Linked DNA regions of Homo sapiens: regions 1, 2, 4, 5 and 6 are each linked to region 3. The links are chromatin contacts, found by Hi-C in ENCODE. All regions are on one chromosome and are shown on one strand. The core of a region is the stretch at or near the end of the contact, and the rest is flanking DNA. Distances in the headings are between cores, read along the strand shown. Region 1 holds the start of FTSJ1 (FtsJ RNA 2'-O-methyltransferase 1). Region 2 overlaps NBDY (negative regulator of P-body association). Region 3 holds the start of SMC1A (structural maintenance of chromosomes 1A). Region 4 holds the start of TFE3 (transcription factor binding to IGHM enhancer 3). Region 5 holds the start of OTUD5 (OTU deubiquitinase 5). Region 6 holds the start of TIMM17B (translocase of inner mitochondrial membrane 17B).

The links. A loop is a pair of places that touch in the nucleus more often than their neighbours do. Pooled maps may share reads with other maps.
Region 1: a loop to region 3 is called in a pooled map, with 18 times the contacts of the local background. The contact joins the promoter of FTSJ1 here to the promoter of SMC1A in region 3. A Hi-C loop is called at or near these places in 6 of 50 pooled maps.
Region 2: a loop to region 3 is called in a pooled map, with 14 times the contacts of the local background. The contact joins the enhancer-like site here to the promoter of SMC1A in region 3. A Hi-C loop is called at or near these places in 2 of 50 pooled maps.
Region 4: a pooled map shows a loop between it and region 3 (16-fold over the local background). The contact joins the promoter of TFE3 here to the promoter of SMC1A in region 3. A Hi-C loop is called at or near these places in 5 of 50 pooled maps.
Region 5: a loop to region 3 is called in a pooled map, with 21 times the contacts of the local background. The contact joins the promoter of OTUD5 here to the promoter of SMC1A in region 3. A Hi-C loop is called at or near these places in 6 of 50 pooled maps.
Region 6: a pooled map shows a loop between it and region 3 (11-fold over the local background). The contact joins the promoter of TIMM17B here to the promoter of SMC1A in region 3. A Hi-C loop is called at or near these places in 5 of 50 pooled maps.

What each region holds. Positions count from the first base shown.
Region 1 is chrX:48,474,871-48,477,570 of GRCh38, reverse strand. FTSJ1 (FtsJ RNA 2'-O-methyltransferase 1) reads right to left here and starts at 1,372. Exons shown (of 13, transcript NM_012280.4): 1 at 1,175-1,372. It overlaps LOC124905185 (a long non-coding RNA gene), which reads left to right and starts at 1,228. Exons shown (of 2, transcript XR_007068226.1): 1 at 1,228-1,692; 2 at 2,383-2,700.
Region 2 is chrX:56,763,306-56,766,005 of GRCh38, reverse strand. All of the region lies in intron 2 of NBDY (negative regulator of P-body association), which reads right to left. Among named protein-coding and RNA genes, the nearest start is that of NBDY, 35 kb to the right of the region's middle. RefSeq lists enhancers at 1,390-1,749, 1,745-2,246, 2,210-2,329, 2,350-2,399. Within about 2 kb of position 1,430, at least 24 of the 41 ENCODE cell types and tissues checked have a DNase peak (open chromatin) inside an H3K27ac peak, as active enhancers do.
Region 3 is chrX:53,421,221-53,423,920 of GRCh38, reverse strand. It overlaps SMC1A (structural maintenance of chromosomes 1A), which reads left to right and starts at 1,267. Exons shown (of 25, transcript NM_006306.4): 1 at 1,267-1,429. The coding sequence starts at 1,321. RIBC1 (RIB43A domain with coiled-coils 1) reads right to left here and starts at 1,048. Exons shown (of 8, transcript NM_001031745.5): 1 at 917-1,048; 2 at 519-607. RefSeq lists enhancers at 960-1,009, 164-1,135, 1,300-1,479, 1,670-1,719, 1,840-2,019 and 1 more.
Region 4 is chrX:49,041,928-49,044,627 of GRCh38, reverse strand. It overlaps TFE3 (transcription factor binding to IGHM enhancer 3), which reads left to right and starts at 1,271. Exons shown (of 10, transcript NM_006521.6): 1 at 1,271-1,517. The coding sequence starts at 1,402. RefSeq lists a silencer at 1,301-1,540 and an enhancer at 1,082-1,945.
Region 5 is chrX:48,956,233-48,958,932 of GRCh38, reverse strand. OTUD5 (OTU deubiquitinase 5) reads left to right here and starts at 1,326. Exons shown (of 9, transcript NM_001136157.2): 1 at 1,326-1,956. The coding sequence starts at 1,363. RefSeq lists an enhancer at 580-769 and silencers at 870-1,029, 1,230-1,279, 1,650-1,709.
Region 6 is chrX:48,896,432-48,899,131 of GRCh38, reverse strand. TIMM17B (translocase of inner mitochondrial membrane 17B) reads left to right here and starts at 1,364. Exons shown (of 6, transcript NM_001395498.1): 1 at 1,364-1,408; 2 at 2,274-2,373. The coding sequence starts at 1,383. PQBP1 (polyglutamine binding protein 1) reads right to left here and starts at 1,202. Exons shown (of 7, transcript NM_001032382.2): 1 at 1,050-1,202; 2 at 556-640. The coding sequence starts at 622. RefSeq lists enhancers at 539-758, 809-1,178, 1,469-1,668, 1,699-1,848.

The DNA.
Region 1 (2,700 bases), core at 123-2,622, 4.9 Mb after region 3:
TTCATATAGTCCTATTAGCCCCCATTAATCCCTTGTTTTCCACCTTTATCCTAATACTACTTCATTGTACCTCCCACTCCCTATATCTCTCTCGTTTCACCCCATTCGCCATTAATCCCTTAGATGATTAGGCCCCTTTATTACTACATCCTTATGAACCTCTAACAATGCCTGGAGAATCATGGTCTATTAGCTCCCCATTAAGCATTCAATTACTGATTTATCAGCCCCCATTAACTCAGTTTTCTCCAATAGACCCTTCATAGATCACAGCACTAGCCTCCTGCCCTGTAACTCTTTCATTAACAAACACGTTAACTGATCACACATCAGTTCCCCATTCTCCCCTCACTGTCCACCCTGCTCTCCATGGATCCATCACTGGATGATCACACTCCAACAGTTTACTATTCACCTACTATGTATCAACAGAAGTTAACCCCCCCAACCCTAGTTTACTATTGCCCTCTCTTTACTCACTCTGTCCCCTAATTCCTCGACGGTCATGCCACCATAGCCCAACTACTGACTCTGACTACAACACCATCAGCCTCTCATTATCTTTTCTTTCACCAAGGCCCCTTGATCATGACCTCCATCCATCTATTATTCCCCCCACAACCTCACCATCATCCTTGCCATTACGATGCCCCATCACTTTCCATTAACCCGTTGAATATCATACCTCCATCAATACCTGGGGGATCATTTTCCCATCCATCACTCGTTATATTCTAGTTGCTTACTCTGCCATCCCCTCATTAATCAATCAATGAACAACAGTTCGACTAAAATATTCTTATTAGCCCCCATTGATTCCCCAGTAACACCCCACCCTCACGCTCCACCCAACCTCCCAAAACAGCCTTCTGACCACACTCCCCGTCCCTCCTCATCAATACCTCAAAGATGATAGCTCCATCGGGACCACCGGGTACCCCTCCAGGCGGCTCCGACCGCTGCGTCCCATGTCCCCACCTCGAATCCACCCCGTCTACTGGTCCCCTTCTGCAGACAAACCTTGGGTCTAGAACCCACCCGGTGCCAGCCGCCCGAACCATACACAGCTACGGCGCCCAGGGCGGACCTCCCTCCTTTCCCCGCAGGCGGGACAGTGCAGGCGTGCCTCAATAGCCTCCGCCCGCATTCCTGTCCTCCGCGCCCCAGGGCCCACCTTAGTTTTCGGAGCAGGGTGGTCCGCGAGCAGCCTGTGCCTCGGCGAGAGCGCAAACGGGCGACAAGTCCTAGGGCTTCAGTTTGTGTTCGTAGTCCACCCGAATGCCCGGGGGGGCAAGCCTATGGGCTGTCGCAGCGTGGCAAACTCGGCATCGTGGATCGCCCAGGTTCCGGCGGGCCGGGACCTGATGTGAACGTACAACGTGAGCCCCGTCATCTATTGTCGACGTATCCGGGGCTCGCGAACTGCGTTTCCCGGCATGCAACGGGCACGGCCAAAGCGGCTGAATCCACGCACTGCGTGGCTGCAGCGACGCGACGCGCAAGTTGCCAGCGATTCTTTGTTCTTTTTCTTCCGAGGCCAAGATCGATTTGCTCCCCCGCCCCTCCCTTCTTGGACCGTGCTTGTTATTGAGCCTGTAAACTACATTTCCCAAGATGCCACGCGCAAGATGGCGCCCATTCATTTTTCGCGTGCCGGGAAGCGAAATTACCACTCGGGGCATAAACGTGACAGTAAGGAAAATGCGTTCTTGAAGTGCGCGAGCGCGCGGAGGCTGCTCGGCTGCAATTTCAGATCGCACTACAGCTAATGCATGGCGCTGCCTGAGTTTTACTGCCTCAGAACTTCAGTTTCCCTGTCTGGAAAGTGGGGATAATCAATAGTATAGACTTAACAGCATTATTGGGAGGGTTAAATAGGTGTAGCTTAGCCACTCTCTGGGCTTTTGTAATTCTGTGATCTTCAAATATTTTAAATTCCATCCCAGACACAAAAAAAGACTATACATCCTGACCCAGTGGACAAACGGAAAAATAATGAAAACGTTTATCATAGTGTTTACCATGTGCTAGGCTCTAAATGCCCTCAGTGGTGTGCTGGTAAATGGTTAACCACTGGCTGGGGCGGGGGTGGTGGCGGGGAGGGGTGGGGGGAAGGGAGGCTGGTTTCTAGCATTTACCAATTTCCATGGCTTAGGTACAATCTTCTTGTTAGATTTCAAGGTACCGACCTGTGGTCACTGAACAGGGAGTTTAAAAGAGATGCAGTAGTGCACTATCATGTATTATTTTTACCATACAGATAAAATGGGGGTAAATGACCTCAAGAGCATAGAGAATAGTGGAATGTGGTAAAATTAGGAAGTTACCAGTTTTGAGTAAGTTTATATCATTTCATTTTTAACCATAGCTGTTTAACTTTAGGGGGCTGAGGTGGAAGGATCGCTTGAGTCCAGGACTTCAAGACCAGCCTGGGCAATATGGTGAGATCCCCGTCTCTACAAATAATAAAAATAGCCGGGCGTGGTGGTGTGTGCGAGTAGTTCCAGCTACTTGGGAGGCTGAGGTGGGAGGATTGCATGAGCCTGGGAGGTCAAGGCTGCAGTGAGCCTTGATCTTGCCACTGCACTCCACTGTGGGTGACAGAGTGAGACCCTGTCTCAACAAACAAACAAAACCAGTTGTTAAACCAGCTGTTTAACAACCAGTTTGCAAAATTTCTGAAAATTGAACAGCTCCTCC
Region 2 (2,700 bases), core at 181-2,680, 3.3 Mb before region 3:
CTGTGCTCCTTAAAGAACGAATGTGAAGCTTTCTCCAGGCCTAATTCTGCAGAGGGACATCCCACATCACCAAGGAGCAAAAGAAGAAGCAGTCTGCTAGAACACGTGCCCACCCAGATCCGCAAGTGAAAGGAAAAACAGAAGCAGAATCAGAAGCAGAAGCAAAAGCAAAAAAAGAAAAAGAGGCAAAGGAGAAGGAAGTGCAGGGGGAGGGGGAGGAGGAGTAGAAGGAGGAAAAAGAAGAAAAAGAAAAAGGAGGAGTAGGAAGATAAGAAGGAGTTGGAGGAGGAGGAGCAAGAGGAGAAGGAGGAGAAGGAGAAGAATTAAAGAAGAGGGGTAGGAGGAGGAAGAGGAAGAAGAATCAGAAGGAGAACAGGAAGTGAGAGGTCCATGCCACTGTAGCTGTCCCGAAGGATCTAGTTTAGGAGGGCCTCAACGCGTGGTGACATACAACGAGGGGCACGGAGCCACTTCTGACATCCGGCTTAAAGGACACACAACCAGGAAGCGTCTTGTTGATGGGGTATTTCCTGAGTAAGATCAAAAGCTTTGATCCACAAGTAGGCCTGCAGAAGCTACAGAGAACACAGGTGCTGGCTGAACCTTGCCCTGAAGATGTCATCAGCTGACTGCAAGGGGCTACCAAGCCCCAAGGCTACAAGGCCAAGGCAGGGAAGGACCGCCCAAAAAAGAATAAGATGAAAAACGGGGAGGAATTGGACACCAGGGAAAAGAGATAATCAGCCACCCACTGCAATATGGAGACAGGGCAGAAAGGAGAGGGAAACGCCAATTTCTCCTCGCAGGGGTCAGCTAGAGTCCTACTAATTTCCTTAGGAAAAGTAAGCCTGTTTTCCCTAACGGTGTCCCCGCGCCCAGCTGACCCTGCCTTCCAGTCTGCTCCTGGAGCAGAAGTGGAGAAAAAGTAAAGAGAATGAAGAAGAAAAAAGTGAAGGGAGAAAAACTCCAAAAGTACACAAAGAATCAGTGAGCAATGAGATTGACAGCGAACTGCAATGCAAAGTGCCTCAGATGGACAGCTGGCAGCACTATGAGTGGCCTCTTGTGGCCTCACAGAGGAAGAGCCACCAGCCAGGAGAAAGCATCAGCCCCTCAAGCCCGGGTCTGCACCGCGTGGGCACAGAGGCCTGTTGGGCCAGGAAGCTGCCCTGCTCCCTGTGGCCCCCACCCCTACCCCATCCTACTGTTGCCGGTTCCCCCAAAGTGACCACATAGATGGGAAGCCCTGCTGTAGGTGAGATGGGTGCTCCTAGGCCAGTTTCTTTTTTTTTTTTTTTTTTTTGGTGTTTGTTTTGGTTTTTGGCACCAAAAACAGAAAGAGGGAAAGAAAATGGGGGAAGGGAAAGACAAGACTGCTGTTTGTGGAGCCACATTGCCATCTAGTGGAAGTTGTTTCTGAACACAACAGGATGCACGGACACCTGCCTTCTGCCAGGAACAGAGATCAGCGAGGATGTGCTTAGACTATGTCTAAGCCTGGGTTTCCCCCACCGGGGTTCTGAGCCCTTGAAGGAAGTGTACCTGGCATTGGGACGCTTTGGAGAAGCAACTACTCTAGAGGCCCCAGGACAGAACAGCCAGGCAGCCCCAAGACCAGTCAGCCCAGAGGGCGGAGCTGGCCCGGCAGCCATGTTGAGATGGACATAAACGAAGCCACTGGCCGAGACGGGGGCCGTTTACTCTGGTGTCTTTTGTGGGGAGTTCCGGGGTTCCCTTGGCTGGAGCCACGTGTTGGCAAGGGGGCCCCGATCCTCCCGGGGAACAAAGGAGCTTCGGGATACTGGAGACGTGGCAACCCAGGACCAGCAGTACCTGGAGATGACCAGGGGAACCCATGGTGGGTCGCCCCTACCTGCCCTTTTTTTCGGAGAGAGCTGTGGAACCAGGGAGGCATCCTGGGAATGAGCACAGGCCAAGGGCCAGCTTGGAGTTCCTCTCTTGTCCTGCTTCAGCCTGGGGGCTCCATGCCGCCATCTCTTTTGCGCTCGTGGGGTTTCCCCAGCACTTGTGCCCAGCTGCCTCCGGTTTCTAGATACAGTTTCCGCTTGATGGCAGTATGGCTCCACAAACGCCAACTACAACTGTAACCCTGCCACTTCAACTCCAGGGCCTCCGCCTTTTCCCATGTGAAAAAAGGTAAAGAGGAAAGAGAAACAAAAAAAAAGACAGAGGAGTGAAAGGAATCAGTCACCTGGTCCCAGATTGATCACCAAACTCATGGGACCGTGTGACCAAGGACCAGGACCAGTAGGCTGGAGATCCTGTGGGAATCCTGTTTAGGGAGCCAGCCTTTGCCCTTCCTTTGGCTCTCTGCAGGTTTCATGGCTCTTGCCCGTGCAGAAAGTAAACAACAAAAAACATGATCATTACTGGGACACCACAGGAGGACTAGGATCATAGGGCTACTGCCCCAGGACAAGGTGCTGGTCACCCAGCTGGCTTACACAAGGTTCTGCTGCAGGACTGGGGGTCCTACGAAAGCCTGGAGCTCCAGGTAGAGTTTACCGCCTTGGGCTGACACATGGAGGTCATCAAAATAGGTGGACTGCTCAACTGGAAACCACAGGGCCTGAAGCAGGAGTATCTCTCAGAGAGGACACTCAGCAACTTGCTCAAGTCTGACTCTGCTCAGGCTGTCCTGGGTTTCACACAGATGGGGGTGGGAGGAGGGTGGCTCAG
Region 3 (2,700 bases), core at 18-2,517:
TTTTAGTAGAGATAGGGTCTCACTATGTTGCCCAGGCTGGTCTTGAACTGCTGGTCTCAAGTGATCCTCCTGCCTTGGCCTGCCTCCCTCACGATGGGATTACAGTTGTCAGCCACCATGCCCAGCCACTTCCTCACTTTCCTGGACTTGTCCTAAGTCTTTAGGACTCTTTCTAGCCTTCGGACATAATTTAATAAATAGTTAAAGGAATAATTATGGCAACCACCAGATCCTTTCCATGTTTAAGTCTGAGAATGGCACCAACTTACCTACTGGTTTCACCTGCCATTACAGTATAAGGTCACTGAAGGGGAAGATTCAGCTGACATTTTAAGCTTCTTGGATTGCTAAGGCCCCTGCCTTATTAATGATAGAGAGCAGAGAGGGAAGAGAGGTAAGGTGGCATTGTGGTATAGAGCTGTGGGAATGGGATGGGGGAGAGGCATGGAGGCAGAGGTAGGTGGAGGTGGAGAGCGCTGGCTTAGGGACCCTGACTCCTGGGGGTTCACACAAAATACCTTTCTCAGTAAGGAATCCCGATTTTGAAGCTCTTAGGTTGGCTCTGCATGCAACTTTGTTCTTGGGTTACGGCGGCAGTTTCTGAACTCTGCTTGGTACAACAGGAGGGAGGCAGGGGATAGGGGTAGTATCTCAGGCCGTAGCCTTCCCCAGCCTGTATCCCTGTTGCCTGGGAGTAGCCCCAGTCCCATTCACAACCCGTCCGCCTTCGCAACCCGTCCCGCCACCAATCCCACCCCACCATTAGCAAAGTCTGAGCTCACCTAACACTGAATCCTCCCGTTGGCCCCTCCTTCCCGTCCAGCTCTCCGCTCCCCCCGGGTCCTTCCAATTCCCGACCCTGTCCTTGTCCTAGCCTTGAAAGCTGGCCAGGCTAAAGCCACAGCCGAGCTCCCACCTTCCTCTTGCCCTGAGGGGCATAATCCTGCTGTGACTTCTGTCTCAGCAAGCGTGAGCTCAGGTCTCCCCCGCCTCCTTGAACCTCAAGAACTGCTCTGACTCCGCCCAGCAACAACTCCTCCGGGGATCTGGTCCGCAGGAGCAAGTGTTTGTTGTTGCCATGCAACAAGAAAGGGGGGCGGAGGCACCACGCCAGTCGTCAGCTCGCTCCTCGTATACGCAACATCAGTCCCCGCCCCTGGTCCCACTCCTGCCGGAAGGCGAAAATCCCGTTAGGCCTGGACGTATTCTCGCGACATTTGCCGGTCGCCCGGCTTGCACTGCGGCGTTTCCCGCGCGGGCTACCTCAGTTCTCGGGCGTACGGCGCGGCCTGTCCTACTGCCGCCGGCGCCGCGGCCGTCATGGGGTTCCTGAAACTGATTGAGATTGAGAACTTTAAGTCGTACAAGGGTCGACAGATTATCGGACCATTTCAGAGGTTCACCGCCATCATTGGACCCAATGGCTCTGGTGAGATAAACCTGGCCGCGGCCCTGCGCACGTCCCGGCCTGGACCCCTTATCCGGTGCCGGAGTAGTACAACCCAGCCCATGTAACCTGAAACGTCGCGGACCCTTACGGGTTCCTTGCCCGTCCAGAGGGGGTTCTGCTCGAACCCACTCTCCCCGCGCGGGTGCTCTAACTCGAACCCCTTCCAGGTGTCACTTGCCGCTTCCTGCGCGGCCCCCGCCCCGGCCCAGTGGTACAGGCCGAGCTGCCAGTTACCCCGCCTACTTCCCCCTCCCGCCAAAGGAGTCGCGTCTGGAACCAGCTTCCCGCCAGCTCAGTCCTCCGCCGCGCGGCTCCCCGCCGGACCGGCCGGAGCCGGCTTCCCAGCCTTACTTGACCCCCTCCGGAGAATGTGGGGACGCTGGTAGCTCTCCCGTGGCCTTCGGTCCCAAACGGTGCACTTCTGTTTCAGCCCAGCGTCCTCTCTCGCCTCGCATTGGTACACTCCAACTCCTTTCTACTCTTCTCTGGAGGCGGCACTTTTGAATTTCAGACCCAGCGCTCCAGTCTTTAGAATGCTTGAGGTGTCGATCCCCACCCCCCACCGCTATGTCAGAGGTAGTTGCCTCGAACTCGCCCTTTTCCTACCACCGAAACCGTCAAAAGCCGAAATTAACTAATTTACCAAATTTGTTGAATGCTTATTGTTTATCAGGAGTTATTCAGTTGCAAGTTGTGGAAACAGCGGAGAATAGAATAAACCAACTCCATGCTCACAGGGAACTTATATTCCAGAGGGGAAAGAAGATAAGGAGAAAATAAGATGGTTTTAGGCTGTCATAAGTGCTATACAGGAAATGAGACAGGTGGATGTGATAAAGTGACTTAGGTGGTGTCTTTAGAAAGGGTGGTCAGGTAAAGCCTCTATTTTGTGTCTTCCCAACTCTAAACGATACACCGTGGATTCCTCTCACCTCAGATGTCCATTTGGAATCCTGCTGTATTCTTCCACCCCAGAGATGTTCTAGCTGAATGATATCCTAGCCTAAGAGGCTGCCCTTGCTGAAGTAGCACATACTGAGTACCTTTCCTGGAGACTGAGTGTCTCAACAGTGGCACTATTGACATTTCCAGCGAGATAATCCTTTGCTGTGGGATGTGCTCTGTGCATTGTAGGATGTTTAACAGCATCTCTGGCATCTACCTGCTAGATAACAGTAGCACCCCTGCTCCCCAGGCATGACAATCAAAACTGTCTCTAGACATTGCTAGATGTCACAGAGGGTGTGTGT
Region 4 (2,700 bases), core at 22-2,521, 4.4 Mb after region 3:
GAAATAATGATGCCAATACAGGAAGGTCCAAGGTAAATGAAAGCCCGGTGAAATTCCTGGAGGCGCAACTCAGGGTGGGGTCTTGGGATGTCAGGAAAGAGGAAGGGAAGGCTGTAGGTCTGGGTGTTTTGTGAGCTATTTGCACCTGAGGATATATGAGTGAGACCCTCCGCCTTGTGCGAGCCGGCTTGCATGCGTCTGGCATACAGAAGCGCTCAGTGAATGTTGAATAAGTGAACAAATGAGTGAATCAACTAATTTTGGGAAGCTTCTTGTATGCCAAACAACCTGCTAGCACTTTTCATACATTATCTTTAATCCTCAGAACAACCCTGCCAGACAGGTATTTTGACCCCCATTTAACAGGCCAGGAAAGCTGAGGCTGGGAGAGGGGAGGTCCCCTTCCCTATTCAAACCTGGATCTTTGTGATTCCAGAAGTCGTCATTCACCGAAGGGACCAGATTCATTCACCCGTCAAGAATTTATTAAGCACATATTGCGCAGCGCAATGAACATAGTACAACCGCTCTCGATGGCATGGAACAGGCGGAATACTCCCGGAAGACCAGCTGGGCGGCTGGACTGCGGACAGCGAAAGGGGGGGGTTTCTGGCCCGCACCTTCAGGGAATGTAGCTGCCTCTGCCTCATAGTTATGGCTTTGGCTGAGAGAGCACAGCCAGATCGAGGTTGGAGCGCGGTCTAGGGCTCAGATATTACAAATATTGGCCGAAAGAGGGCGCGGTTCCGCAGCTAAAAGCTTGGCCAGGAGACCCTCCGTGCGCCGACTGGCCATCGATGCGCAGGCGCAGAGGACCCAAGGAGCGGCTTAATATTACCTTGCAGAGGGATAATTTGAGAAGAGAGGGCGTGGCTCCGAAAGCGACGCAAACATAGAGGCGTGGTTCAACCAAATCAACCCTCGCCTATTTGTCGCTGCCCCTGAGGGCGTGGTCTGGGTGCTGCTTCTCGGAATGAGGGCGGGCCGAATCGCGTTTTTCCTCCGCGTCGGAGGCGTCGCTTAGGGTGGGCCCTCGAATCGCCGTTCAGCGATTGGCCGCCTCGCTAATGGGTCGTGGCCAGACGGGCCATCCATCCCCAGTGCGGTCACTTCCTGTGGAGTTTCCCCATCCCTGGGAGGAGGGAGGAGGGGGAAGAAGACGAGGGGGAGGAGGGCGGTCGTCCGGGGTTAGGTTGAGGGGGGGCGTCGGTCCGTTCTGGGCGGGGGATGACTCACAGCCCATCCCATCTCCCCGACGCCGCCCGCCCGCGCAGTGCTAGCTCCATGGCTTAGCGGAGGAGGCGGCGGTGGCGAGCTGGGGGGAGGGGGGACTCTTATTTTGTTAGGGGGACCGGGCCGAGGCCCGACCGGCCTGGCAGGGCTCGCCCGGGGCCGGGCGTCATGTCTCATGCGGCCGAACCAGCTCGGGATGGCGTAGAGGCCAGCGCGGAGGGCCCTCGAGCCGTGTTCGTGCTGTTGGAGGAGCGCAGGCCGGCCGACTCGGCTCAGCTGCTCAGGTGCGGGGCCGCCTGGGGCTGGGAGTGCCGACTGGGGCTCCCAGGGGCCTGATCTCGGGGGCAGTGGGGGCCCCGGACTGGGATTGGAGGCCCTCGGCCTAGCCTTGGAGGACGTCGGGGCGCCCGTCTTGGGGGGGCACCTAAGGAATCCGGCAGTGGCCTGCTTGGATTGTGGCTTTATTAAAGGAGTCGTGGGAGTGCATTAAGCGGGGTCTGGGTCAGGTTTGGGGAGCCCTTGACTGCGTCTAGAGGGGCCTATTCTGGAGTATCCAGAAACTGGTCTGAGATAGCTGAACTTGGTAGACAGGGTCTCTGATTAGAGGCTGAATTCGGGGATTTTCAGTCGGACATGAGGGGAATGAATTTGAGGGGACACTGTCAGGTGAGGCACTGGTTTTAAGGGAATCCTAGAATCTTTTTTCCCTCAGTGTGGGAGAAGGGGTCCTGAGGGACAGAAGTGCTGTCTTGGGAGCTTGGTGCCTCTCAGTGACTGGTTGCTGTGTTTGGGGATAACATGAATCTGGAGGGATTTGGAGGTATCTCAGATATGCTGCCTGGGACCAGCCTTGTGAGTGCGTGTGAATGAACAAGAGAAGCAACATTCAGCAAGACTTGACCAGAATAATCCTTTCCCCTCTGCCCGCCTACCCAGCTGGGGCAGATCCCAAGGATAGTGGAAAAGCCCTCTTCCCACACCTGTTAAGGGCCTGAATGGAAGATAGACAGCCAGGCAGAGGGCGATGATGTTACCTCTTAGCTCAGAGGCCTCAGACCTTGTTTGGGAACCCAGAGGAGGCTCTTGTTCATGCTGCTACTCGCTCTAGCCTCTCAGCCCTTCCCACTCCCTAGCCCCACACCCCTTTTCTTTTTATCTTCTTTTCGATCTCCGAGCTCCTGGGGGTAATCTTGAATCTGTCCATAGAGCTGGAACGAGTACAGATTGCACCATCCCTGCCTGGGTGGATCCCCTCTGGCCTCTTCTCATCCTTACTTTCATCAATGGGCTTTGGAGCCCCAGCCCTCCCTGCTCACCCCAGTGCCCATCTCTTCCAACTTCTGTGCAATGGGTGTGTGAGCCCTGGGTGGGGGGGGGTCTTTGCCTCCTTTGTGCCTGGGATTGTGCTGAGCTCAGTGGCTCGCCCGAGCTTCCTCTTCCCAACTTCCTGGGTGGTTTTAGGGCTCC
Region 5 (2,700 bases), core at 77-2,576, 4.5 Mb after region 3:
CCCAGCACTCTGGGAAGCCGAGGCGGGAGGATCGCTTGAGCCCGGGAGCTGGAGATCAGCCTGGGCAACATAGTGAGACTTTGTCCCTACAAAAAAGTGAAAAAAAAATTAGCCGGTCGTAGTGGTGCGCGCCTGTGGTCCCAGCTATTCGGGAGGCTGAGGCGGGAGGATCGCTTGAACCTGGGAGTTGGAGTTTGCAGTGAGCTATGATCGCGCCACTGCATTCCAACCTGGGCGACAGAGTGAGACCCCTGTCTCAATTAGGAAAAAAAAAAAAAAAAAAAAAAAAAAAGGCTGGGCCGCGCCTGCGCACTAGCCATAGGGGCGGGGAGGTCAACGCGAGGCCGAGAGTGCTGTGGTGCCAGAGAAGGCGTGTCTGTTTCCCAAACAACCACTGTCCCCACGGCGCCTGTCTGTCCCAAGGTTGGTCGGTATGCCGCGAGTGACGGCGTCTCTTAACCAATCACCGCAGAACTCAGGCTGTTGCCGGGGCGAAGCGGTGTCCGCCTCCCCCGGAAGGGTATTTGTAGGTGGGTGGGACCGGAAGTGACGCTACAGGGGCCAGCTATGCTCCCGGGAGTGTTGATGTTTTCCAGTCATTCCGGCTGACAGCGTTCAAGTTGGAATCCTGGAGGGGAGGTGTTTTTCCTGTCGTACGTGGGACAGGCCACGCTGTCCGTCCGCAGTACCGACGCCTGCAGGTCAGAGCTTCGGGGAGAAAAGTGAAGAGCAAGACGGAACTGACGGGGAGAAAGGCTGGGAACCAGGGTGTCGACTTTGACTGAAATTTGAGACGGAGGGCACCGGAGGGCGAGCACTCGCCTGTGATTGGCCCGTGGGCGTCGTCGAGGTCCCACGCAGCTGCTCAATTGGTTGGTGTTGCAATTGTTGTGGCGGCGGCGGCGGCGATTTTGCCCACGTACTTCCGAGTAAGGGGCGGGGCTGTGCCCTGGCGCGCGTGCGCAGCGCCCCGGGGCCCCACCCGGTAGTGCAAGAACCTGCGAGGGGGCGGAGCGAAGAGGTGCTTGTTTTGGTTCTGTTTCCTTTGAAGCAGAAGGCCGGAACAAGCGTAGCAATAAACTTGCTGGACTTGGAGAGAAGGCTAAGACAAACTCGCCGCACTGCCTTCATCTTGGACTTTACATCCGGGTTCTCCTCTCGGCGTGACCCGCGCGCCGCCACCGCCGCCGCCGCCGCCGCCGCCTCCTCCGCCGCCGAGGGTTCTCGAACCGGTGCCGCGATCCCTTTATCCGGGTCTCGCCGTTCCCGTCGTGCCTCGCGCACTACACTAGCCCCCTCATCCGGGTTCTCTCCCGGCGTGCCCCGCGCCGGGTTTGTTGGGGGGTACTCGGCAGTGCAGCCATGACTATACTCCCCAAAAAGAAGCCGCCGCCTCCCGACGCCGACCCCGCCAACGAGCCGCCGCCGCCCGGGCCGATGCCCCCGGCGCCGCGGCGCGGCGGAGGTGTGGGCGTGGGCGGCGGCGGCACGGGCGTGGGCGGCGGCGATCGCGACCGTGACTCCGGCGTCGTGGGGGCCCGTCCGCGAGCTTCGCCACCGCCTCAAGGCCCGCTACCAGGACCGCCGGGCGCTCTTCATCGCTGGGCGCTGGCCGTGCCGCCTGGTGCAGTGGCGGGTCCCCGGCCACAACAGGCTTCTCCACCTCCTTGCGGGGGCCCAGGTGGTCCCGGCGGCGGTCCCGGCGACGCGCTGGGCGCAGCGGCGGCGGGTGTGGGTGCCGCGGGCGTGGTGGTGGGTGTGGGTGGTGCCGTAGGCGTGGGCGGCTGCTGCTCCGGGCCTGGGCACAGCAAGCGGCGACGTCAAGCTCCCGGGGTTGGCGCGGTTGGCGGGGGCAGTCCCGAGCGTGAGGAGGTCGGCGCAGGCTACAACAGTGAGGACGAGTATGAGGCGGCTGCAGCACGCATCGAGGCTATGGACCCTGCCACTGTCGAGCAGGTAAGAGCTGTGGGGTGAGGGGTGAGCGGCCACGGCAGATGGGACCCCCAGACTGTGAAGGGACTCAAGGAAGGCTGTTTGAGATCGCCCCAAGGGATCTAGGCGTTTTCACTGGGCCTGACAGTCTTCTCTGGCGGTAGGGATGTGAGACACCTTCTTTCCTCCCCTCCAGGATTTTGGGGCTAGAGGCCTACGGTAAGGTGTCAGACTTAAAGATCCGAGGTCTCTTTTAAGGTCTATAGTCGTCATTCCAGTCCCTGGGACCTCATCATATAGGGCCAATAGGTGGGAATTCTCCAAGAGATACAGGTAGGATCGCGCCCCTCTTGAGTAGGAGTCTCAGGTCTCCCAAGAGACTTAGGTATGTGTTCAGTGGCTTAAGAGCTCTTTTCCTCTGGGATAGAAGTTTGAGATTCCCCTTCCAGGAAAGTCAAATAAGGTGGAGACCTCGGAGATCGGGGCTGAACATCCCCAAGGAGCCTAAGCCCTTTCAAGAGTCTGAGACACTCTGCATATAGGACAATCCTCTCCCGCTTCGCTGGGTAACACTGCACAGGACCACTGAATAGCCAGACCTGAGACCTCAAGGGTCCTAAGTCTGTCTTCAGGGGCCTGAGAGTCCTGCTTCTAGAATCAAGGTCCTGACACACACACACACACACACGCCCCCTTTAAGGATAGGGATCTTCTAAGCTTTTTCCAGGGATGTAAGACTTTTCACAGGGAGATATGATTCCCTTGCCC
Region 6 (2,700 bases), core at 115-2,614, 4.5 Mb after region 3:
GTATCACGTGCCTGTAATCCCAGCTACTTGGGAGGCTGAGACAGGAAAATCGCTTGAGCCCGGGAGGCGGAGGTTGCAGTGAGACGAGATCACGCCACAGCACTCCAGCCTGGGCGACAGACCGAGACTCTGTCTCAAAAAAAAAAAAAAAAAAATTGCCAGGTGTGGTGGGGCGGGGCGTGCCTGTAGTCCCAACTACTCGGGAAGTTAAGGCAGGAGAATCGCTTGAACCTGGAAGGCGGAGGTTTTAGTGAGCCGAGATCGCGCCACTGCACTCCAGCCTGGGTGCACAATAAGACTCTGCCTCAAAAAAAAAAAAAAAAAAAAAAAAAAAAAAAAAAAAAAAGAATGAAATATCTATTCCCCCAACCCCCTCCACTTGACACGCGGTAGGGATGGATGTCAGGAATCCACATTGTTAACAACGAAAAATGCCTGCCACCCCATTGCTTGGTGCACAGTTGGCCCATGCTAGGTATCAAGCGTCAGTATCAACAACAAAAGTGCCTGTCGAGGCTGGCACGTGTTAGGACCATCTGCTTTTAGCTGTCTCACCAGGCTCCAGATGTTTGAGGATGCCTCTCTTGGCCAAGCGGGTCTGCAGCGCAACGGGCAGCGGCATAGCTGATAGCAGACAGACCTAGGGACAGACGAACAAACTGACAAGCAGCTCAGATAAAGATTCCTATCTGGATCCCGTAACCAAGCGCCTCCCGTAAACATGTACTCATCTGACTCCGATCTACTCAAATGAACCAGTAGCTGGGTGGACAGAACATACGCACTAAAAGATGTAAGAGGTAGGTGGCAATATCATCGCAACTCCCACCAACCCTACTGTCCCCGAAACCAGGTGCTCCAGGGCCCTGTTCCTCTCCCAGGCCCAGGCTCCGCCCACAGCCTAAGAAGCCCGGCCCCTCCGCACTTCAGAAATGGGCTCATCCAGCGTCCCCATGACTGCCGGGTGGGAGAAACCAAAGCGCTGGGATGGGGGAGCAGAGGGCAGCACTTCCTCCAGCTCCAAAAGAGTGCACCCACCCCAACGTTACCAATACACTCGTGCAGGTAGTGGAAGGCTGTCACACCGCCCGTCTCTCTCGTGTCGCCGCTACGATACCTGGGCCCACACGACTCTCTTCCCAAAACACCGAATGAGACCTTCTCTCAACGAGGCCTTCACTCCCCGAGCCTGAAAGTAACTGGACTACGCTCAGGAGGCAATGAACAAATGGCAGAAACTCGATTGGCCAATGAGAGTGCGTCCTTGGCGTGACATGCGGTATAGCGACCCAATCGCTGCCCGGTAATAGGCGGAAAGCTCCGACGCCGGTGTGCGTCTACGCTGGGGGCGTGGCCTGACTGCGCGGCCAGACGCCAGCGCCATGGAGGAGTACGCTCGGGAGCCCTGGTACGGCAATGGGCACAGGCATCCGGAATATTGCTGCGACGCCAAGGCCAGCCGTGGGGGTCGGGCGGGGGAGGCATCGGCCGCACAGAGCCATGTACCAGACTCGGGGGACTCTTAACGTATCTCCCGCTACCCCCACTCGGTTCCTGTCATTCGGGCTCCGTTATGAGGGGCCACAACCAGAGAAGGTGCGGCGAAGGCCGAACCACGCCATGTTTCTCCTGACTTCGTAATCTCCTAGCCCTGTTAACGAAAAAAGACACGCTGGACGATCCATCCCGGCTAGGGGTGGTACGGTGTTGACCGGAAATCCCCAGAGTTGCCGCCAGTGGTTTTTCCCAGGTCGCCTTTGTCAGTGGGGGGCGGGGCACGGATGAACCTGTTGAGGGCCGGCGGGGACGGTGGATGCTTCCCGCGGTCGCTCTTGGTTTTTCCCAGTTGTGCCGGATTGAAAAGGGGCGGGGCATGGTTGGACGGGCTCACCGTCGGAGAAGGGGTGCGACGCGGTCCTGCTTTGCTGACAGTCTGTCTTGGCTAGTTAACACGCCTATGTCGCTTATTGAAACGTCAACTCTGCGTGTGCCAATTCATTTAATCTTTGATCACAGTAAAACCGTTGGCTGATTCCTTGGTTGGTAGACAGGGCGAAGACTAATATTTCTCCCCCTTTGCCCCATTTCTCGCTTTAATGGGGGGGTGTGTGGAAAAAGCGTGACAGAACTAGCTCATTATTATCTGAAGTGTTTGTTCCTACTTAGGAACTTCCCATTCTGGTGACTTGGTTTCTCCCAGTTAGAAAAGAGTTCGTGTGACAGGACCTGGGGGAGGGCTCACATTAACCCCGTCCTTCCCTTCCTGCTTGCAGCCCATGGCGAATTGTGGATGATTGCGGTGGAGCCTTCACTATGGGTGTCATCGGTGGCGGAGTCTTCCAGGCCATCAAGGGTTTCCGCAATGCCCCTGTTGTGAGTCCAGGCCTTCCCTGGGTTGGTGTGGGGTTAGCTATCTTGCCCACAAGGGAGGCTGCTCTGAAAACTGCTTGGAGCTGCCAGTCACGTGCACTTATTCATTCTGGTGCCCACTCACCTACTATGTGCCGAGCCTGGCTCCTGTATCTGGGATTTTGTAGGGATTGCAAACATGGCCTCTGTCTTCCACCCTCCACCCCACCCAACTGGAGCTCCTCTGTGGAAATGCTGTGTCGTTCAAAGAGTCATCACCAAATTTTAAATGTATGTGCAAAGCCAGACAGTTTTTTTTTTTTTTGAGACAGTCTTGCTCTGTTGCCCAGG